3 separate regions of the Mus musculus genome follow, and all the other regions are linked to region 3. The links are chromatin loops, found by intact Hi-C in ENCODE. Cell type or tissue: heart. All regions are shown on one strand. Region 1 has its middle 58 kb from the start of Kcna4. Region 2 has its middle 17 kb from the start of Gm23439. Region 3 holds the start of Kcna4 (potassium voltage-gated channel, shaker-related subfamily, member 4).

The links. Peaks named below come from ENCODE experiments on the same cell type or tissue, not always from the same donor. Only the 100,000 strongest peaks of a DNase experiment are listed, where the experiment ranks them.
Region 1: it touches region 3 in a loop (2.2-fold over the local background); 2 of 42 quality-filtered maps call a loop at or near these places.
Region 2: it touches region 3 in a loop (2.7-fold over the local background); 5 of 42 quality-filtered maps call a loop at or near these places.

The regions. Positions count from the first base shown.
Region 1 is chr2:107,228,580-107,236,579 of GRCm38, reverse strand. No RefSeq gene overlaps it. Among named protein-coding and RNA genes, the nearest start is that of Kcna4, 58 kb to the left of the region's middle. In heart, a CTCF peak has its summit at 4,646; no DNase peak of the experiment used is centred here; H3K27ac peaks cover 185 bases.
Region 2 is chr2:107,865,330-107,873,329 of GRCm38, reverse strand. No RefSeq gene overlaps it. Among named protein-coding and RNA genes, the nearest start is that of Gm23439, 17 kb to the left of the region's middle. In heart, a CTCF peak has its summit at 3,808; no DNase peak of the experiment used is centred here.
Region 3 is chr2:107,287,343-107,295,342 of GRCm38, reverse strand. Kcna4 (potassium voltage-gated channel, shaker-related subfamily, member 4) reads right to left here and starts at 4,754. Exons shown (of 2, transcript NM_021275.4): 1 at 4,272-4,754; 2 at 1-1,199. The coding sequence starts at 420. In heart, a CTCF peak has its summit at 4,764; a DNase peak (open chromatin) is centred at 4,782; H3K4me3 peaks cover 1,925 bases; H3K27ac peaks cover 1,423 bases; H3K27me3 peaks cover 946 bases.

The DNA.
Region 1 (8,000 bases), 59 kb after region 3:
GAAACCTACATTGGAGACCAACACTATAAAAAAAAAAAATAATTCTATCTGTTCCACTTATCATGTGGTTAATTCTAACTGGCTCCATTCTAACCTGGTTATCCTTTCTTCCCCATTTAAGATTAGTTGAATATTCAATGGGTTTTGGTGGTGGTGGTGGTGGTGGTGGTGGTGGTGGTGCAGTGGGAGTTATACCTAATGCCTTGGACATGCTAGGCAAACACTCTGCCACTGAGGTTGATCCCTAAACCAATCCAACTTTAAAATTATGAGGATTATAGAAACTATTCCATGTATATGCTTTCTTTCTCTTAGTTCTAATAACTCTAAATCAATAAGAACTGATACTCAAGAGGTACAATTCCAAAATGGGAGTTGTAAAGAACATGGAGAAATTAATCACAGAGAGTTGCTTTTTAGTACTACAGACTCCACTCTGAGTATCAATTTCTATATTAGTTTGTTTTCTGTTGTCATGATAAAATGCTGATCAAAACCAACTTGGGTGAGGTAAAGGTTCACATGAATGACATGACAATGCTGGAGTCCATCATATAGAGAACCGTGGAATTGAAGCACAGACCATGGAGGAATCCCATTTACTGGCTCATGAACCCTGGTTTACTCAGTCTGTTTTCTTATTCAGCTTATCTCCACTGACCCACAGGTGTCTGGGTCCTCTTATATCAATTAGCAATTAAGTAAACACCCCCACAGATATGCAAAAGAGCCAATGTGACTAGACAATTCTTCAACTGAGGTTCCCTCCGAAGAGTGTCAAGTTGGCAACTGAAGCTAACTATGACAACAATTATATCTGTAATTGCTATTATTTTATGCTTTTTTATTAGATATTTTCTTCATTTACATTTCAAATGCTATCCCCTTTCCTAGTTTCCTCTCTGAAAGTCCCCTATGCCCTCCCCCTGCCCTGCTCCCCAACCCACCCACTCCTGCTTCCTGGCCCTGGATTCCCCTGTACTGGGGCATATAATCTTTGCATGATTAGTTTCTTTAGTAAATATAGAAGTGTAGTATAGATGAGGTATTTTAATTTTGTAGACTTGAATTTTAAATTCAATTTTAATATTTATTCTCTCTGCAAAATTGGGCATATGAATTCACTTCTGCTTATATATCTGAAAAGTAGGCTTATGAACTGAGTTCATGAGGAACCTTGAAAATTTATTCTCCTAGTAAATTTATACATTCTATGATAGACATAATAATTATAATGCAAATTATAATACAAATGTTGCTTAAAGTTTACTTTTAAAAGATCCAGATACCGCAATACTTCCCTAAAACCACATAGCCCAGCTCAGCTGTACAAATGTTTGTACCACATTATTTGAAGGATTGTTTGAAGCTGCAAAATATGAGGATAGAGAGAGCTGACCTTCTAAAAGTTCTTTCAATATCTCTCCTTCCACTTCTATTCTTAAGCTCAGAAAAAGGAAATGAAAGCATTACAAATTCAGAGAGAAAATAATACAGTTTTTTTTTCCTTTATCAGCTCGCATTTGCAACACTCTTAAAATTAAAGTAAGAGCCAGAATTTCAATATATGGGGTTTTATGTCTACTGACCTAATGGCAAAAATAATGTTCTCTCTTTATGAGGCAAAATGTTAATCCTGACAAGATTATGTTCATCCTTCTAAATCTTACCTCTTATGGCCTCAAACAAAGTACAATCTAAATTATGAAGTGTATATAAAAATGTTTAAAATTCCTGATAATTATCAGAAGTTGGCGGGGAGTAAAATATTTACTCTAATGAATTATGGTTGATGCGATCTGTATCACTGAGGTCCTCCTAGAGAATAAAACCAGGAGCTAGATATAGAGGCACATAATGTGTAACTCCAGTGCCTAGGAATACAAACATATATGTGAACCCAGTCCAGGCTATACAGCAAGATCTTACCTTAAAAAAAGAAAACAAGATGAGGAATACAGAGAAAAAAAAAGAGGGGAGGGGAAGGAGAGGAGAGAAAAGGGGAAAGAAAAGAGGATAAGGAGAAGAGAGGGAAAGGGAGGGGAAAAGAAGATTATATATCATCTAAACCGACTTGATTTCAGAAACTGGTTATTAGGTGACCCAAGAACTTAAAAGCCAGTAGAAAGCAATAGGAGAGATGGTTCGAAAATTAAAAGTACTTGCTACTCTTGCAAGAGGACTAGAGTTTAGTTCTCAGCACCCAGGTAGTGGCTCATAGACATCTATAACTCCTGTTCCAAGGGGTCCTATGCCCTCTCCTGGCCTCCCTAAGCTCAAGAAATTCACATGTCACATATACATACATTCAGTCAAACATTCTTACATGTAGAATGAAAATAAATAACTCCCTTGTTTAAGCTATTGGAGAAACAGTGAGTTGATCCGTAAGTTAGCAGTGTGCGGTAGCTACTATATATGTGGCAACTAATTAGAGAATCTTTGTGAATAAATACATCTCAGGAGACAAGGCTGAGTTGAGAATCACAGCAAGGATTTCAGGGGAGAGCTAGAACCCCAGAGGAGATTCAGTTGCAATAGTAAATGAAAGAAGCTGAGGTGGCCAAGGTGCTAAGCTTCCATCTTTCATCCCCTCTACAACTTGTCTCCAGAATATTCACTGGACAAATCTGCCACCCTAGGAAAATGAAGATCTCTCAAAAACAGTTTGCACAGAGATGGGGAAAGGAATGCATCTGAGAGAAATAAATGAGGAATCAGTTGATCAGTTGACCAGCTTAAGTGGAATCTGTATATATCTAAAGGGTATGGATGGGGGTGTCTAGAGGAGTAGCTCAGTTGATAAAGCACTTACATACCATACATGAAACCCGGAGTTTTCTTCATTGCTGCATAAACCAGATACAGTAGTGCTTGCCAGTAATATCAAATCAAGGTCATCTTAGGCTACAAAATTAGTTGGAGAGAAACTAATGTTTCATGACATTAGAAAACATGTTATATGGCACCGTGACTCAGAGAGAGACAGAGACAGAGAGACAGAGACAGAGAGAGACAGAGAGAGAGAGACAGACAGACAGACAGACAGAGACAGACAGACAGAGATGGAGGGAGGGAGGAAGAAGAGGTGGAGGAGGATGAGGAGGAAAAGGAGAGAATAGACTACATCTAGTTTCTGAGTATGTACCCATCACTAACTCAACTCCACATACAATAATTTATTTAATATCAACTGACTCATGTGCAATGTAGTGTTTCAGACACCTTTCACACTCTAACTTGATTATCTCATAGCAACTGACTTTAGTGGTCACAACACTACAACACGCATCACTTTCTCTCATGCCCTACTGGATGAATGCTCCAGAGGACATTGGCACACAAATACTCCCTCTCTTGCTTCTACTAAGAACTATGCTTATATGCTGTTGACAAGCCTTACCAGTCAACGTTCAAACAAAGTCAAGTGATCAGTTGCCTTAGCTAGAAATCCTTGGTATACCTCTTTATGAAACTGGCTTTTCCTGTTTTCTTCTCTCCTTCCCTGTCCTCTGATTGGAGATTCATCAAGTAGCAGCACATACCATTTCACTTCAGCCTTTGTTTTCTAAAAGAACACAGTGCGTCACTGGTAATAGTGAAAGAACAAAGAAACCAGAGTGAGCAGTATGAGTCATAACATTCCTTGAACCAATTATCTGACTTTTAGAGACTCCTTTATGCCACCTTAAGGTCTAAATTTTATCCATTTAATTGTCAACATTTATTGAAAAGCAAAGAATAATGTTAGATATTATGATGAAAATCTGAAGAGACTTTGGTGTGTGCTCTCAAGGACTTTATATATTCAGGAATTTCAGACATTAAAGTGGAAAATACTGCATCTGTTAGATAAAAATATTCTATATATCACAGCATATCAGTAGTTTAAAGTTCAGACTTTCCACATTTCAGATATGCCCCAAATTATTAGTCTTCAAATATTTTATATTATTCACATGACTGGAAAAATGTCATTATATAGACAAGCTTGAATTTTGAATAACAATTTTTCCAAGTAATATATTTCTTAGCATTATTTAAAGCTGATAAAGTCCTCAGTCACGCCTAATATAGCCACACTTAGAAATAATCAAGGGCATATCCAAAACTCCATTCACATTAATTTTTAACTTTTTATTGATTCTTTGTGCATTTCACATTATGCCCCCCAGTCTCACTCCTCATCCTATCCTGGCATCTGCCCTCTGGCCTCATAACAAATCTCCTAAAATAAAAACACACAAACAAACAAGAAAAAAATATACGAAACAAAACAAACTGTAAAAAATATATCATCATGGAAGCTGTAGTGTGTCACAGCGTGTCCCACTCTATATCCCTCGGTCTACACATCTTCACTTGAGAACATTCACTGCAAAAAGGCATTGCTCTGGTTCGAGGTCTCTGGCTTCTGTGACACCATCAGTATTGGATACTCACCAAACTCTTCCCAGTTATCCTGTTGTTACCATGTCATGGAGAACCTGAAGCTTTGGATCTGCGGGACCAACACTTTCACACACCCCAACAGTACACAGATGATGTAGATTTTGAGGCTGGCCAACTCAGTTCCCTGGATCTGGGCCTATGTGGTAGCTGAGCTGGTTGGCTTGTGCTGTCTCTCCCTTATCTGCACCACCAGGGCGAGCTCTCCAGCACTGCTCCTGGCTAGCTACCCAATGCCACTATCAGCAGGATGCAGTTTCAGCTTTTCTGCTCTGATGCCTTCCAGGCTGGCTCACCCACAGTCATGACTCCAGAGCCCAGTCAAGGCCTAGGACCCACTCTCCCAAGATCTCTAGTCAGGGAGGAGCTGGAATATTCTCAGGCTCTCACATCCTCAGAGTAGGATCACCTACACTGCACTCCCTCCACCAGGGCCACTCCACTGTGTTGTCCAGGACAGGTACAAGGCCCAGTCTCCCACCAGTGAGTTATAGGAATAGCTCTCTTGTTCTCATAACCTTGGGAACAGTTATTCTGACTACTGCAGGTGGCAAGAGTGGGGACATCATCCTTGAGCCTACTCCACCTCACCACAGTCCTCACCAAAGTGGCAGGGCCATCTTTCCTGTGGTCACGCCCATTGGGCTGATTCACTGTGTTCTCTCCACCAAAGCCAGCTCTACTGTGCTGCCCAGGCAAGGTGCAGGACATTCACATAAATTTTTATAACAGAACGTTTCATAAAGAAAAGACATTGAGACTAATACAATGCCCATAAAGAAAAAAAAAAGTCCCACTAACAGCTTGTTGATAGGGTAATAAGCAATCTTAAAAATTAATGTTTGCCTAACAATAATAACATAAAATAATATTAAAGATACATTGAAATTAAAAAATGTTTCATATTTTAAATAAATAGGTAAAGTAATCAGGATCTGTAAGATTATATATTTAAACATAAACCTGAAAGGAAATGCTAGAAAAATGTTAATATTTGTCACCACTGGATAGTACTTTCTCCATATATTCTTATTGTTTCTACAAAGAGTTGTTTTTTATCATTAAGATATAACAGGGCTAAAGTAAAAAAATAAAATACTCTAGAAGTCAATTTACCCGCTCAGCCATTGCTGAGCATTCAGGGGAGCAACAAATTTTGATTTTTATGCTACAAGCTTTCTCCTGTCAATTTACTTGAAACTACCAGTAATGTTAAGTATTTTCTCCACACATATGAAAATCAATAAACAAAAGTGAAATCCCCCTCTGTGTTATTTCATATTAAATCCCTATTTTCATGAAGAATGCTTGCAAAGTAACAATTTGGATGTCCCTTGGAGCTCATTCAGTTGATATCCACCCTGAACAGTGAAATGTTTGCAAGCTACACTGAGATCAGGTGAGAGTTAATAGGGTATGGCGACTGTTCTCAGAGTGGAGAGTCCTAACTTCAAACTCACGTTCCCTCTAGCAACTCTGTACTTGAGCCTTAGTTTCATCAAGTGCAAGATGGAAACAGTAAAAATGATGGGACACATTCTAGTATACTAGGTCATCCTCAACATTTTGAAATATGAAGGAAATAAAGGACACTAAATATCTATTTTTAAAATAAAACACCAGTCAAAAGCCGAAATGAGTTTTTAATTGGATGTTTTATTTATTTACATTTTAAACATTACCAGGTTTCCACGTTTGCCCTCCCGAAACTCCCAATCCCATTCCAGTCCTCCTGCTCCTATGAGGGTGTGCCCCTACCCATCCACCCACTCCCGCCTCCTGGCCCTGGCATTCCCAAACACTGGGGTATCCAGCCTTCACAGGACCAAGGGTCTCTCCTCCCACTGATGCCCAACAAGGCTACATATGCGGCTGGAGCCATGGGTCCCTCCATTTGTACTCTTTGGTTGATGGTTTAGTCTCTGGGAGCTCTGGAGTATCTGGTTGGTTGCTATTGTTGTTCTTCCTATGAGGTTGCAAACTCCTTCAGCTCCTTCAGTCCTTTCTCTAACTCCTCCATTGGGGACCCCGAGCTGTATACTTACAAATATGACAACTTATTCAAATTTGTTTCTGAGTGATTCCAGTTTGAAACAAATCTTTGTTTTATTTTTCACAAGTATGTTATTCATAGGTTTGTTTGGGTCTCTTCGGTTTGGATGTTTTGGCTTGTTTGTTTGAGGGTTGTTATCTATCCTAAGGGTAATTTTACTTCAGTGTACCTTTTTGCATCAGAAAATTTATTTTCTGGATTGCTCTGAACTGCTGCTAAAGTATGCTGTTAAACAATTCTCAACACACTATGCTGCATCAGCCTCTACTACAGTGAATCTCTTAAGTGTAAAACTTAAATCTCTTTCCTGTCATGTTAGCACTATTATGCAATATGGAGCATTAAAGAGGAAAGAAAGAAAGAAAAAAGAGAGAGCGCTAATGTTTTTCAATAAAAGCTCAAAACGCCCCAGAGAGTGAATTTGTTCTTATCATAATTTCTTATGCAAATTGGCTGTTTATTCCGAGGAAAATGAGCTATTGAGTGAGCATTGAAATAGAAATCAATACGTAGACAGTCACAGATCTATCTAAAGTCATTACGTAGGGGAGCTATGAAGAGTATTTTCCTCTAAATTTGGTCAATGTGAATAGAGCCTGAATTTCAGTTTCTTCTCTACAACTTCAGTTTGGTTCCTGCCTTAGTCCTGATGTGGATTTCTCCTGGCTTATAACCTTCTCTATGCAGAAATGGTAACTAGTCAAAGAGAATGATGTCTGGAGAACTTGGGGTAAGAGAAACTTTATATATATATATATTCTTTTAAGACAAGCAAAGATTATAAAAGTCTTGGGTTGATCTTTATGTTTTTGCAAAAACCATGAAACATTTCATGAAAATCCAACAAGGCCCAGTTTCTCTGAAGGAAAAGAAACTGGACTAAAAAATAGCAATAGCACAGTGATGGGCGCCCACTGCCAGGTTTGTACCTCATTAATGTCTGACTGACTTTGCAAACAGGCCTCCATGGAGAATTCCTTTATTAGATGGAGAGAAACAGAACTGAGAGCACTGTTAGGACATGGTCCCTTCAGATACCAGCTAGGTTTTTTTTTGTTTGTTTTTTGTTTTTTTATTTTGGGGTTGTGTTTTTTTCTTAGCATCAGGGAAAATCACACATTTTTCAAGTGAGTTGATATTTCTTTTCTTCTTTAAATTATACATTCTTTGGAGTGTCCAAACTTCTAAGCACCTGTCCAGGCTCTGTTCCTAATTAAAAGCAATGCCTGTTAAAAAATGAATTCACCACTTAGCTCCTCACGGATGAAGGAAAGGGACATAAAACTATAAAGTTGCCTCTCAGAGCCCTAGCAGATCTAGCTGTTTAGTGTTCTCTGACCTGAAGAAAACCAAACAAAAGTAAAACAGAACAGAGAGAGAGAGAGAGAGAGAGAGAGAGAGAGAGAGAGAGAGAGTTCTAGTCTCCAGACACAATTATCTATCACATAAGGTGAGGGGTGAGGTAGAGAGAGCAGCTATAGGGTCAGAATATTATTAC
Region 2 (8,000 bases), 580 kb before region 3:
TGTGGGTTCATTTCTGGGTCTTCAATTCTATTCCATTAATCTACCTGCCTGTCATTGGACCAATACTGTGCAGCTTTTATCACAATTGCTCTGTAGTACAGCTGAAGGTCAGGGATGATGATTCGACCAGAGGTTCTTCTTTTGTTGAGAATAGTTTTCACTATCCTGAGTTTTTTATTATTCCAGATGAATTTGGAAATTGCTCTATCTAAATCAAGAATTTAGTTGGAATTTTGATGGGGATTGCACTGAATCTGTAGATTGCTTTCATCAAGTTAGCCATTTTAACTATATAAATCCCGCCAATCCATGTGCATGAGAGATGATAAAATTGCAAAGCTTCTTTAAGGCAAGCAACACTGTCAATAAGACAGAAAGGCAACAAACAGATTGGGAAAAGATCTTTACCAATCCTACATTTGATAGAGGGCTAATACCCAATATATACAAAGAACTCAAGAAGTTAGGCTCCAGAGAACCAAATAACCTATTAAAAATGGGATACAGAGCTAAACAAAGAATTCTCACCTAAGGGATACCGAATGTCTGAGAAGCACCTAAATGCCGAATAAGTGTTCACCATCCATAGTCATCAAGGAAATGCAAATCAAAACAATCCTGAGATTCTACCTCACACCAGTCAGAATGGCTAAGATCAGGAACTCATGTGACAGCAGATGCTGGCAAGAATAAGGAGAAAGAGAAACACTCCTCCAATGCTGGTAGGATTGCAAGCTGGTACAACCACTCAGGAAATCAGCTTGGCAGTTCCTCAGAAAATTGTACATAGTACTACCAGAGGATCAAGCAATAGCACTCCTGGGCATATACCCAGAAGATGCTCCAACATGTAATAAGGACACATGCTCCACTATGTTCATAGTAGCCTTATTTATAATAGCTAGAAGCTGGAAAGAATCCAGATGTCCCTCAACAGAGGAATTGATACAGAAAGTGTGGTACTTTTACACAATGGAGTACTACTACTCAGCCATTAAAAACAATGAATTCATGAAATTCTTAGGCAAATGGAAGGAACTAGAGGATATCTTCCTGAATGATGTAACCCAATCACAAAAGAACACACATCATATGCCCTCATTGATAAGTGGATATTAACCCAGAAGCTCAGAATACCCAGGATATAATTCACAAACCACATGAAACTCAAGAAGGAAGACTGTTGGGAGCTATTAAGGCAACGCTATTGTCCTTTTCTCTGAATTGGGCCTCCCCCCCCCCCCCCCCGAGAAGAAAAGGGAGTCAAAAGCGGGCCACCTGAAGCACCGCTTCGAGAAAGTCAGTGCAGGATGTCCTGACCTCAAGATGTACCCTGATACCACCAAGTTCCTGCTTCTCCATGTAGTTGCCAAAGGAAAAATTTCCACTGCCCCATCCTGCCTGCTGAGAAGTACTTCCTCTCTTTCCACTGCCCCATCCCTCCTGCTGAGGTGCATTTCCTCTGCCCCATTCCTCCTGCTGAAAGGCACTTCCCCTTTTGCTTGTGCATTTAAACCTCGGGCCTGGCTAATACATTTGGGGCTTTGATGCATTCCAGAACGTCTCCGTGTCGTTATTCGCACAAGGCCCTCGTCTCTCTCTACCCCCCACTTGGTTCTTAGGAGGAGGTCCCCTAGAGACCCTCGAATAACTGGACCTGCTGGATGGGTCAGAAGACCAAAGTATGGATACTTCAATCCATCTTAGAAGTGGGAACAAAACGACCATGGACAGAGTTACAGAGATGAAGTATAGAGCAGAGACTGAAGGAATGACCATCCAGAGACTGGCCCACTTGGGGATCCATCCATATACAATCACCAAACTCCGACACTGTTGTGGATGCCAAACAGTGCTTTCTGACAGGAGCCTGATATAGCTCTCTCCTGAGTGGCTCTGCCAGTGCCTGACAAATACAGAAGTGGATGTTCACAGCCATCCATTGGACTGAGCATAGGGTCCCCAATGAAGGAGCTAGAGTAAGGACCTAAGGAACTGAAGGGGTTTGCAGCCCATAGGAGGAACAACAATATGAACTAACTAGTACCACCAGAGCTGCCTGGTACTAAACTGCCAACCAAAGAGCACACATGGTGGGACTCATGCCTCTAGCTGCATATATACCAGAGGGTGGCTTAGTTGGGCATCAATGGGAGGAGTAGCCCTTCATCCTGTGAAGGCTCTATGCGCCAATGTGGGGTAATGCTGGGGCCAGAAATCAGGAGTGGGTGAGTTGGTGACCAGAGGGAGGGAGAGGGATTGGGGAGGGAAGTGTTTCAGAGGGGAAACCGGGAAGGGGAATAACATTTGAAATGTAAATAAAGAAAATATTCAATTAAAAAAAAGAAATTTGTGACTGTGAACAGCAGAAATGCTACCAATGAAAATCCAAAATTATCATGAGCTATTTTTTGCCCTCTTAATAGATATTTATTAAGTACTTAATATGTCTGAATTAATATGCTTGACTGTTGAGTAAACCATTCGGAACATATTTTTAGGGGACTGCTAGCATTTGCCAAACCAAACACTAAGTTTCATTAGGCACTGTCTGAAGCCAGTGGTGGTCATTTTTTCTTTGTTTTGCTTTAACCTAACTTCCTGCTGTTACTACCAATGCAGTTGGTAAATGCTCTGACCAGTGATTGCTTTTTTAATGGTGTGTAGATAAATGTTCAGGTAATCACCTTCATTACAGAATATACAGTTTGGGGCAACCAAAATTTGTATCCCTGAGCCATGATTACTAAAAATTAGCTCAGGACTAGATAGCCATTATTCTATTTGAGGGAAAGGTTGCGTTTTATATTGATAGAATTTACTAATCCAGCACTCAAAATTCTCATTTAGAGAAAAAGAGCAGAGGCAAAAAGCACACAAGTTAACTTCCATAATTTAAAATGTACTAAATAGAAGTGTCCTGATGGGACATAATCGGTTGTCTTGTTGCTGTGAGAAAATACTGGACAAGAAGAAATTTAAATTAGAAAGGGCATGTTCTGGCTTACAGTTTGAAACAATATATTCTACCACAGTGGAGAAGGCATAGCAGCACAAGTGGAAGGCTGGCTGGCCACACAGCATCATCACCCAGAAGGCAGACAAGCCTGGATGCTTATTTTCGTCTGCCTTTTTCCATTTCATACATTCCAGGACCCAGCTCATAGGATGGGACCACCCACAGTGAAGGTGCTTCTTCCTACTTTGATTAAACAAACCTGGATGAACCTTGAAAAGCAGGTCCAAGGGCTTATATGAGATTTGATTCTAAATACTGTAAAATGAACAATGAATATTATCCATTGCAAAGGGTTAATCAGGCAGTTACAAAAAAAAAAGTCTGAATTTGCTAAAGTCCAAAAAATTCATCAAAGAACATAGCCAATCAGCAGCAAGAGTGAACAGATAGGATATGATGTCCTCAGGAAGTTTATAAGAAATATTTAACTTGTGGTAATTTCATAAGAGGTTTACTATATTTTTACAAACTTTCAGCACGAATATGTAGAATTCACCACACCATGCTGGCTTGCTTAACCAATGGAGTGTACTCATATGAGGCTTAGGAGCAGCTGTAAGTTATGTAATTAATTAGATGGACACTGTCACTGCAGAAAGATGGAGCCATAACAAGCATAATGAATTATTAACATTCTCTTCCACATTATTAAAAAAAAATCACATAACATAGAGTCATAGCTAATGATGCCAAAAAGAATGAACTACTAAACTGTAAAATCTAAAAATCAACAAATATCCTTAACGTGGTTTTATTTTTCTTCCTGCCATTCTCTAAAAGCACCAGAAGAAGGCAGGCTCTGCACACTGTTGGGAGTACTCAGGCAGCTCTGGATTCTGTTATGTAAAGTTGATTCTTGGCCAATATCTTACTTGTGCTTTGCTGTACCCTGATTGAGCATTTCAGTCTTCATTCAGAATTTTCTTAACTGAATAATAAACATTTGTGTTCCTTTCATTTGACTGATGATTTTAAATAATTGACGATGTTACATATTTATTCACCATAATTGCCACAAAAGACTTTTATCATGACCTTGCTTGTGTTAAATTTTCTGCATGCTTGCTACCTTGATATCTTGTCATTTGCATCCTACATAATGACAGGGATTGTGACCTTGATAGATCTTACTTCTATGATTAGGTTACATCATATAGCTCTGCTGACATTAATATAGGATCATTTATTTTCTGGGTCTAAAAAAAATGCACAAACATTCAAAAAGCAAAAATTTCACCTAGTAACTAAAGAAATCCAAAGAGTAGAAGCAGGAAAAAGATCTTATACTTTATGGCTGATGGAAAGATGGAATAGACCAGGGATCTATCATAGGTCTGGAAGTTCTTGAGATGTGAGTCCGGCCCAAACTGGTAGTTGACACTGAATCAGGTGCCCCTGCATTAAACTCAAAAGATTACCATTAGGTTTGTCTCCATCTTCTTATTAAGAACTCAGTCTGATTTATAATTTACTTTCAGCCTTGTGCTTCCCAGAGCAAAACAGCAAGTCATCCCAGAGAATACCTCTGACCGAAACATCAACAGAGCTGGGAGGTAACAACTGGGTGCTAATTATTCTTGGTCATTTGCTGTGCAGCAGGAATGTAATGTGAATAAATCTGTTTAAATCTCATAATTCTATGAATAATGACTATTATCCTTATTCTTCAAGTGTAGAAAAATAGAGACTTATCCAATATGTTAGTGAGAGGAAAAGACATGTGTACTGGCTGGTTTTGTGTGTCAACTTAACACAGCTGGAGTTATCATAGGGAAAGGAGCTTCAGTTGAGGAAATGCCTCCATGAGATCCAACTGTAAGGCATTTTCTCAATTAGTGATCAAGGGGGAAAGGCCCCTTGTGGGTGGGACCATCTCTGGGCTGGTAGTCCTGGGTTCTATAAGAGAGCAGGCTGAGGGGGCTGGTGAGGTGGCTCAGTGGGTAAGGGCACCCGACTGCTCTTCCGAAGGTCCGAAGTTCAAATCCCAGCAAACACATGGTGGCTCACAACCACCTGTAATGAGATCTGATGCCCTCTTCTGGTGTATCTGAAGACTACAGTGTACTTACGTATAATAAATAAATACATCTTTAAAAGAGAGAGCAGGCTGAGCAAGCCAGTGGAAGCAAGCCAGTAAAGAACATCCCTCCATGGCCTCTGCATCAGCTCCTGCTTCCTGACCTGCTTGAGTTCCAGTCCTGACTTCCTTGGTTTCCTTGGTGATGAACAACAGTATGGAAGTGTAAGCCAAATAAACCCTTTCCTCCCCAACTTGCTTCTTGGTCATGATGTTTGTGCAGGAATGGAAACCCTGAGTAAGACAACATGGTTCAAAACAAGGCAGAATGAGACACACATCCCATAGCCTTTGCTTACTTTTAAAGTGAAGAAAACCTAGTACACCTAAAGCCGTAAGAGAAAACGCAATAGGAAGCAGATCAGCACACTTTTAAGTCTCCTCTGAAAAACAGAGAATTTGATCTGGGTTGTAGCTCAGTTGTCAGCATGCTTGCTTAGCATTCATGAAGAGCTCGGAACTATCACAGCGCCCTGTACCCATAATCTGGGCATGGTATCTCACACCTGTTACACTAACACGCTCTGGAGAGATAGAATCAGGATGGTCAGAAGTCTAAATCATTCTTGGCTACATAGCAATTTCAAAACAACCTGGACTACAGGAGATTGTCTCTAAATAAATAAATGAATGGATTAATGAATGAATGAATGAATGATGTCATACAATGGAACTGGCATATACTAAAAGGCAAGTAAGTAACCTTATCATTGTCCTTGATCTCTTCATCTAACGACATAGCTTGGAAAGTTATATTTTCCAGCTTGGAAATTTCATCAGTAAATGACATTGAGAAGCATTATTATGTTAGTCCCAAGTTACTATATATATATAAAATGGCATGTGCAATAAATTTCAATCATATTTTGGTAGATTAATTAATGAAGGATTAAAAGATGCCTAATAAAATATTAGAGCAGCCTATTCATATATGTCTTACATGGAACAAGATTATTTTAAAGAAATATTTTATTTAATGATAGTTTAAAAATATTTTAAAATGATATTTTTAAATACACACACATGCACACACACAAATGCACCAACGAAAACGTTTTTTAACCCTTTTGTATTTTAGTATCAGGATGATCTTTAATACTTCCTTATATTCAATTTAATAGCTAAATCTACTGTAAGTCTTTAACTCAACATTCACAGGACTCGCTGTTTGTTCCTTTCCTTCGTGGGATTAATATCCTTAAAGAAGTTTCTTTCTGTCCTGCTCCTCCTGCTGCCTTTAATGAGATACTCTGGACTGCTATCTGGTGTGATTCTCTCTGATATTAGGCAGAAAATATTTGTGTTCATTTTCCCTGCTAGACTATAATTTTCTCATCAGGAATTGGGGTGTGTGCCATGGCAGTATTTTGTTTTGGCACAAGGTCTGTCATGCAATAGTACCTCAATAAGCTAAAAATAAAACCAAAAAAAAAAAAAAAAAACACCAAAAGACAAAAAAAATTCTTTTATTAGAATAATAATGAATAGACTCTGTGAAAGCATGCCACATATTTTCATGATGTGTTGAATTTTGATCACATTTTAAGAACAGAGGTACTTTTACTGTTACAAACTCATAGTATGTTCTAGACCATAATGGCACACTGAAGAGATTGGCTAGCCTTTGAGGTGATCCTGTGCAGCCTCTCATACAGTAGCCAGCCCTAAATTAAACACAGCATTCAAACTGCATCTACAAAGAACTTAGTTACTCTAAGAGTAAAAGTGATTATCAAATTAGAATGAAAAGGGGAAGAATTAATTTAGAAAGTGTTTCCTTTTAAATGAGTAAGAGAAAATTATGGCTATAGGAAGCAGGTGTTAAGACAGAAGGAGGGGAGGGGAGAAAGGCAGGAAATGAGAGTAAGAAATTGTACTTACTTATTTAGGGTTAGCTATATACACCGGTCAGAAAGCAAATGTTAAAGCATCTCAGCTATGCTGACATTGACCCTGGCTTTGGGCTCCTGGAAAAAAAGATTTTAAGGGACTGTTGAGTAAAGAGCATAGTAATTGTCAACTTACAAAACTCCTTTCCTGGGGAATTTCAGGGCAACAAATATGCAAAGAGACATCCCATTTTGTTACTTTAGATTATTTGGTTTTGTCTTCCTTTTCCTTTGAAGTTTTGTTCAGTGATCTCATTTCAGCAAAGAAAAACCAAGGGTTAGACATAGCAACAGATGTTATCCCCAGGTACTGGAGGATGGAGGAAACAGGATTGAAAATGTGGGGCCTTCTAGGGATGTGACAATGAGCAATCTGAGCACATTACTGAAACCTGCCTCACAACACATATAGTTTGAAGGACAAAAATGTAGCTGAGTGGTAGCAGCATGATTACCTAACATATGCAAAAGTCTTGTATCAATCTGCAGTACATGGAAGAAGACAGGACAGAAATAAGGAGGGGAAGAAGTCTGGGGAAGGGACAAGGTCAGATGGATGAGTCTGAGTAGCATCAATTTTGATCGCTTTCTGGATTGAAATACCTCCACCAAAAATTAATTGTAGAAATCCTGGCACCAAATTTAACTGGTTGAGTAGTCATCCCTCCTGTAAGCGAGGAATAATGGTGGTCTGGACAGTTCTCTAGGTTTGGAAGAATAGATTACAGTACTTTCTTGTTCCACCATGGTGTTCAGAGTAACGTCTCGAGGAGCATGCTGTGGGCAGGTAGCCATCTCCAAATCTGGAGAAGAAACCTCACCCTTTAATGCTCCTCAAACTTTGATCTTTGACTTCAAATCTTTTAGATGGTGAGAAAAGTAACTCACCTACTCCGTGGTACTCCGTGGTCCTCTTGATTGGTAGTCTGAGATGACTAATATGCCCACGCAGGACTTCCAGGTCCTCCTGAAAGACAAATTTTTGTTTGGTAAATAGGCTTTATGATAAGTTCTA
Region 3 (8,000 bases):
AAACCTTCCCTCCTCCTCCTCCTCCTCTTCCTCCTCCTCGTCTTCCTCTTCCTCGCTTAGCTCCCTCAGGATCTTCTCTTCAGAGCCACTGGGCATCAGGTCTGAGCAATGAGGAAAACTGCTCTGCCTGTGGTGGAGTTTCTTCTTCTCAGTTCGCTGACGCCTCCTCCTTCTACTTCCACGGCTACCTTGAGGATCATGGGAGGAGTAGGCCCCACGTGTCTGATGATGGTGGTGGGGGCCTCCACCAGAACCCCCAGTGCCTTCGACAGCAGCCGTGGCAGCTGCGACAGCAGCAGCTGCAGCTGCCCTGGAGTGAGCGAGTCTCTCCCGCTCTCGGGCCCTGGCCTGGGCTGCATAACCATAAGGCATATGGCTGTTGCACCCTGAGCTCTCGGCACTCACCATCGCCACTTCCATGGTGGTGGTTTGGGGAAATGGCTGCTTCCAGTTGTAAGAGAAGAAGAAAGAAAAATAGGGCAGCTTATTTTCTTACCAAATTAAGGTAAGTTTGGAAGCCTTAAGCAGATTGCTTAGAAGACGTGGGATATTTTCAGTCCAACTTTGCATTTTCTGTTTTTAAATCAGCACAGCCTATGCTCCCTCTTCTCAGAGACTCGGCGTTGCTTTCCAGAGCTTGCCTCGTCTAGACAACAGCCTAGTGTTCCTCAAACATAAGTCATGAAATGATGTGGTCTCCCATACACCTACGTGTTGGGGGGTAGATGTTCAAATCTGGAAGTCTGTCTGGGATGCTGTCCGGTGATGACGCCACAAGACTCAAAGACAGCAAGTATCTGACACTCAGAAGTTGTGCCTAGAAAATGAAATATACTTTTTCTTGCATGGAAATTGGCCAAGGCCCAGTCCATCTAATTTAAATAAAATTCAAATAAGTCTTTAGTCTTAGCACTTGCCTTCTACTGATGGCTTGACCCATGTTAAAATGCGGCTTAAAATATGCCCAGCCATTGCTGCTTAGTCTATGAGGGTGGACTCCCAGACCTTCCCTCTAAGGTCATCCAAGCCTTCATGGACCCACAGACAATGCCAGGTTGTAGATAGAGGCAAAGACCTTGGAAGGTAGAGAAGGTGGTAGACGCAGTTCCAGCAGAGGCAAACTCAACACTGAGGTCTCCATAGAAAGCAGGAAATGAAGAGCATCCTTTGGCTAGAATCATTCACAAGAAGCACTTCACCTGAAGAGGGATGGGAAATAAGCACAGGGGAAAAAAAAAAGAATCAAACCATAGAGAGCAAACAGCCCTTTACTCCACATACACTGCTCTTGTCCTCAGGCAAATCATGAAACACACACCAGGAGACCATAACTTTTCAAGAATACGGGGCAGGCTGCTCTAAAATCTCTCCCACTCAGCATCCACCTTGCTCTCTTCTTTTGTCATTGGTTCAGATCAGTCTGTTTGGTGGCAACTCATTTGTTTAGGTCCTGTCCATTCTCAACCCACACGGTTCTTGCTTTCCTCTGCCCCTTCACCAATGCCAGGTTTAATTCTCAATAGTATCCTCTTCATTCCACAACAGTGATGCTCTGACTTTACAGCTGTTTCCAGTATTCATTTATCTCAAGGAATTCTCCTTAAAATTTTCACTCATGGAATGTTGCTGAATTAAGTACCCTTACATTTTTCTTTTTCTTGGGATTAAAGAAGTGGGGAAATAAAACATTTTTCTTCAGTTTAGACTCCACTACTTGAATGATCATCAATTTCCTAATCATAAAATGTAGACAACATAATCAATCCCCTTTACCCCACATTGGTAAGGATCCATGGAGATCATGGATGCTCTCAGGATAGCACACTGTCTATGTACATAGTAAATAGCAACAGATATGTCAGTTATGGATAACACAGCATTAAACTAGGCTGTCATCTATCTACCCACTCTCTAAATTCACAGTCTTTGCCGATGCTCTCTGAGGTGGGGTAAGACAGAACTTGGACAGATATGTCACTATGACACTAGACAATGCCTGTGTGAACCTGGCATTCTCTGACTCCATGAAACAAGCCCCTGTTGTTGTTGTTGTTTTTTTTTATTTCTCTACTCCAGCTTCCTGAACACTCCCTACCACCCACGGCCTAGAAGCAGATCTCAGTTCCCACTTCTCTTGGTAACCATCCCCTCTCCTTGAAGTGCCGTCATGTTCACCTGATATAGTCTTCTGAAGCATGTGGATGCAGCATTTAGAGTACACACTTTACCCACCCCACCCCCCATTTCACTGTATCCTGTTCTTTCGCCCTCCAGTTCACCACACATTTTTTTTTCATATCCCAATCTCTCTGCCTCATCTGCTATCCCTGGCCCTCTTTTCTTACTTTGCTCTCCTAAGTCCATTGACTTTATCTCCTCAGCCAGGACTTAGGAAACTTGCCCCTAACTCTGACCACCTGCTTCTTCCATTTACTCTGGCCAAGAGGACTTCTAAGAATACAGAAAATGAGCCAGAGAATTGGCAATGATGATAACAGGTAGAGTTCTGGGCATCCTCTAGTTTCTATTACTGGAAACACTTCGGCGGCATGAGAGCCATGGCTTTCTGAAGCCATTAACAGGATTCTACCCTTGAGCACCTGCTGCTCTTCACTTTGAGTGTTGGTCCCATAACTTAAATGGCAAACACAGGGCATCACACACACACACACACACACACACACACACACACACACACACCCTTGGTTGAAACCAAAAGACTCCAGAAAATACACCTCAGAAGTTATCCCTAGCAACACCCCCCTCTTCTGTTGTCCTGGTCACATCATCTTACATTCATAAGTGTTTACCGTGGTGAAACCTCTAAGGCCTTGTGTACAAAACCACCTTATGACTACGTTCACTGTGGAATGTCAGCCAACATCTTTTTAAGATTGACAGAATCCAAAAAGCCTGAGAATGTGTTCAACTTCTCAGCACCCACAAACAGTTTGTACAGACACCACTTAAGCCCTGAATAACTGACATACCCATAGATTTACAAATGTGAAGATGTTTCTTCTACTCAAGTAACTCCCCCAAATGTCATGAATTTGAGGGTCTTCCAGCTCACTGTAACTTCTACAAGCTCTGGAACTGCCTTCATTGTGTTCTACAGCAAATGCTTCCTTATTCTTTTATTTATTTAGGCTTGTTAATTACTATTTTTCTAACTCTTTGACATTCAAAAAGAAAACTGTTTTCCTTTCAATTGGCTACTAGTTACCTTACTATCCTAGAGAGACAGAAAGAAGGAAAGGGGGAAGGGAGGGAGAGAGGTAAGTAGGCAGTGAAGCAGGGAGGCATGGTGGGAAAGGGGAGATAGAGAAAAGAAAGTGAAAGAAAGAAAGAAAGAAAGAAAGAAAGAAAGAAAGAAAGAAAGAAAGAAAGGAAGGAAGGAAGGAAGGAAGGAAGGAAGGAAGGAAGGAAGGAAGACAGAAAGAAAAGACAAATTGTAAACCCACCAAACCATTTTTTCAAACAAACCAAGCTGATTTAAAATCTCTCTTTCTCCAGGTATTCTTCTTAGGAGAATCAAGCAGACTTTATGCAAGAGACCTTCTTAACACCATTAAACTAATAGGATTTGCAGGGCACCTATTCTTGCTTCTATGTTCCCAAATACCAACAAGCATTCCCTCTTCCCTTCCTACCCAACAACAACAAGGCTGCTTTCCTTTCTAGATGCTAATTTCTGCAACTGTGTTAGGGTGGTACCTGAACCAAATTTGGGAGAAGGGCAGAGAGGGACAAAATTAAAACATAAAAAGGTGATAGAATCAGAAAAACCAACACCAAGAAACACGTACATCAACTCAACGCACACCATTTATCCAGTCCCTGTGGACTGCTCAAACACTCTGAAAATGCATGCCATCTGAATGTTGGGAGAGGCAACAATACAGACCGGCTCATCAGCTGTTCGCAAAGGAGAGGAACGGTGAGGCTGGGATCAGGCAAAACGAAAATGATGCTGAATCTAAACCCCACCTCGTTGGGGGAACGACATCTTTAATTGCGCCCTAGCCTCCAGACCTGGGTTCCCGCTCTGGCACATTAAGCAGGGCGCACTCGCCCCATCCCCTGGGTTGCCCCTGGAGCGCCGCGTAGCATCTGCACCTCCCTTCTCCCACCTCCTGGTTTATTTTTAACCGCCTTCCATTCATGTCCTTCTGTCACATTCTCAATATTATTTATTCCTCAAATGTCCACAGTTTCTCAACAGCCAAAAGAGTAAGGTGAAGGAAAGATAAGAAAGATCTCATACTTACCATTCCCAGCAAGTGCGAAAAATAAAAATAGACGAAAAAAATCCCCCCCGGTGATTTGTTTCCCCTTTTCCACGCTGCAACAGCTGGAGGAGGGGCAGAATCATTGGGGGTGGGGGCGCAGTACAAAAAAAATCGCTCAGGTTTGGCAGGTGGAGGATCCCAAATATCCACGGAACAAGTTCGGTTGTCTTGGCCAGGGGGCTAGGGGGTATTGCAGAGTCCTCGTTACTGGAGCCCAGAGGTGGAGATTGGGGACGCCCCAAGGTAGACCCCGGAGATTTCTGGTTCCTCTGGAGTTCGGCACAGCAGACATGGGCTGGGAACGGAAGTCAAGGTTCTCCGAAAAAGACTCAAAATCCTAGACAGCAGCGATCACTTGTTAAGCCTGCATTCCTTCTCCAGTATCCATCCCAGTCTTGCTCTCTAGCTGGCTGCAGGAGCAGCACACGCCTCCCCAGGCTGCCAGCGCGCACGGGCGGGGGCGGGGCCTGGCCGGGCCGAGGGTGTGGCCTTTGGGGCTGTCACTAGGGGTGCCTCCCCGCATGGCTGGGCGGGCACAGTCACGACGCTGCGACCCCACCCGTCGGCCCAGCCCCCACGACTGCTTAGCTTCTGGAAACTATCCCAGGAGCACTTGGGTATCACCCCCAAGCGAGGAGCAAATCCCGGAGGCAGATGTGTCCCGTAGGAACTGGAATAGAAGTCCAGGACCGACCACAGCACAGGTGCCACTAGAGACACTGGGAGAGAGGGACTTCGATGAAAGATGCAGTCCAGAAAATGGGGTGGATAGCTTGGGGCAGCTTCCCTTCTTACCCTGATCTTTTATCTCCCCAGACATTGGTCATCTGTTTACCCCTAGAGGTGTGGTAGTAGGGCTCAGGTGCATCTCTGGCCAGACTGCAGGTCCAGAAATCCTCCCCCTCCCCTCCCCGTGAGTACACCCCAACCTTAGTCTCAGCGTTCCTGGAACACTGAGAGTCTGCAGCTTCAGCTGCTGGCCCAGTTGGCACAGAGAAAGATCAACTTTACCCATGTATTAGACCATATGTTAGAGACTGGTCGAATATGAAGTCTGACCCCCGGCGAAGGCTACTGTGTACAGGAGGCTCAAGTCACAACAGGAGGGAGGCTGGAGGGTTATGGACAAACTGTTAAAAATGGCCTAGGCTGGAGCTTTTGAAAGGCTGAGTTGACCCCTCTGTGAAACTGTTGCTGCAAAGATAATTGAAGCTGAACTGGAGAGCCCATGTGGGCCATTGGAGAGGCTTTATATTAGTGCCCCAAACTTTACTGCCATCCACTTGTTTGTTTGTTTGTTTGTTTGTTTGTTTGTTTGTTTAAGTACTCCACATTTCCTATCCTATAAGCAACTAAGTGTGTCTCTAGGAAGGCAACCCCACCCCAGATAAACTTTAGGTGCTTTTTCATTAGTGGTTAGTTTGTGGATGTCTCTGGGACATAGATGTGGTATACAAGAAAGGTTAGCTCAGAGACCGGGCAGGGTGTAGTGGGAGGGGAATCAAGGTGATGGTCAGGTTTGGGTCTTGGGCCATCTCCCTCAGCACACCTTATGGTTTGAATAAGCAGTACGGTACACAGGTCCAGCTACGGGAGCAGATCAGTCCTGGGCTGGTCAGTTGGCACCTGGGTAGCTGTACTCTCCAGCAGCTTTGTTCATGGGCCCTATTGGGCTTCCTTCTTTTGTGATTCCTGATTAATTATTAAGGAAAATATTCCTGAGCTGAATTATAGATATGCCCCTGTGCACTGCACTCACCCTGTCGCTGCTGACGTGGGGAAAGACACCTGGAAGACTGCTTTAGTTGTTTAATTTTTAAAATAATGGGGTGGGGGCTGAAATGTAATTACTGAAGGGGAAACAAGCAAATAAGCTGTAATGTGGGATCTGGTTTTCCTATCTTCTTCCAGTCAGAGCACCTTGAGATTATGGCACAAACAAATTTATCCCAAACACCCTCCACAACCACCCCATCCCTGCCCCACCCCTACCCTGTAGGTGGAGGAACAGAGAAAAGTTCCTACAGGCACCTAGAGAAGCTACTTGTTCCAAGTCGTTCCAAATTGGAGCTCATTCCAGCAAATGGGAGGGACTGACTTCTCCAAAACTGAAAGCAATCATTTTTGATTCCAAAATAAAGGTTAGGTCCTTGTGCAGTCTTACAGGTGCCAGAAAGAGAGGACTGACTTACTGTTAGGCCATCAGAAGGATGTTTTAGAGAATGGTAGAATCAGGGCTGAGGGCATAGGGTATAAGATCTTGGGACCAGTTTCCAAAAGCAATTTGTAAGATCAATCCACAATAGCTATGGAATGCTTCCAGAGAGTTGAAAGATGAGATTGAGTAATGTACTAAAGATAATGGTTGTATCGAAGCTCGGATGTTTTTATTGGATCACATGGAAACTTTGCAAAGTATGCTTATACATGTCACTGGCTATTTATTCTTCTTGTGGTCCAGAAAGTTTTAAACATTTAAATGCCTGAAGTTTTCATAAGCATCTTTCTTTCTTAGGTATCAGGAAGAGAAACTACTAAATAATAGCAACAATTCACCTGAATAGAAGGCACTCTAATGACAATACTCATTCAGAACATGGAACAAGTATTTATTGACTACTTGGTCATGGTATGGACTAGTCATTGAGTGACCATCCCATCACTGACAATGTTCTAAGTTATCTGCATGCATGTTGTCTTGCTTAACCTGCACGACTAAACATTATGTATGATTGGTACTATTCTGTCACTATGATATAAAGAAATTGAGATTCGCATGGGTTATAAAACTTTGACTGAAGTTGTTTAATTTATGATATAGTAGCAGAATTAGCCCTTATATGTGTGGCTTTGCAACATACGGAAAGCTTCTCCTCAGTTTCAGTGATGCCACACAGTCTGTGCCCACGTATCCATGTAAGCAAATACCTGTCACAGATTCACAGATCTCAACCTGTGCTATGATGCAGATATGAAAGTGCCACATCTGAAATACAAAGAACCTTAACAGCATCCAATCCAAAGGAAACAAATAAGGACTTCCAAGGAAAAAAGGAAGTCTGAAGATTCGTGAGAGTGGCTCCTGTGGAAAATAGGTAGGTTCCAGGTGCTAGGGTTAGGAACACTAAGCCTAACCCACTGGAATGGTTAGGTTAAGATCAGACCACCTAAAAATAACATGCCCCACTCTCAGCTCTCTGCCCCCATTCCAGAACAAACATATAAAAACACAAGCATGTACACATATACAGTTATGCACATGCACGTGCAGAGAGAGAGACAGACAGACAGAGAAGCATGCACACACATACTCCATTTTCCCACTTAAGTAATTTTTTTATAAAATAAGAATCATTGCATTTCTCTCTCTCCCTCATACTCTTTGGGTTTGTTTAGAGCCTCACAAACTGAGCTGAGAGATTTTAATTTAATTTAATTTAATTTAACTTTATTTTATTCTACTGTAACCTACAAAATCTCTACCTTGACTAAGTCCTAAAATTCTCATTTTTCTAGAAAACTTATTTTCTTGCCTTTCTTAATCATCACCTAACCAAAACTTTATAAGCCTCCCAACCTCCACACTCACCTATTACCTCGAATAATTTATCCTTGGTTTTGAAGTCTCCCGTTAATGGCACAAATGTTCTAGCTTGCGACATGAAGTCTTTCTTTCTGTAGAATGGAGCAAAACCCAGCAGAATTTCT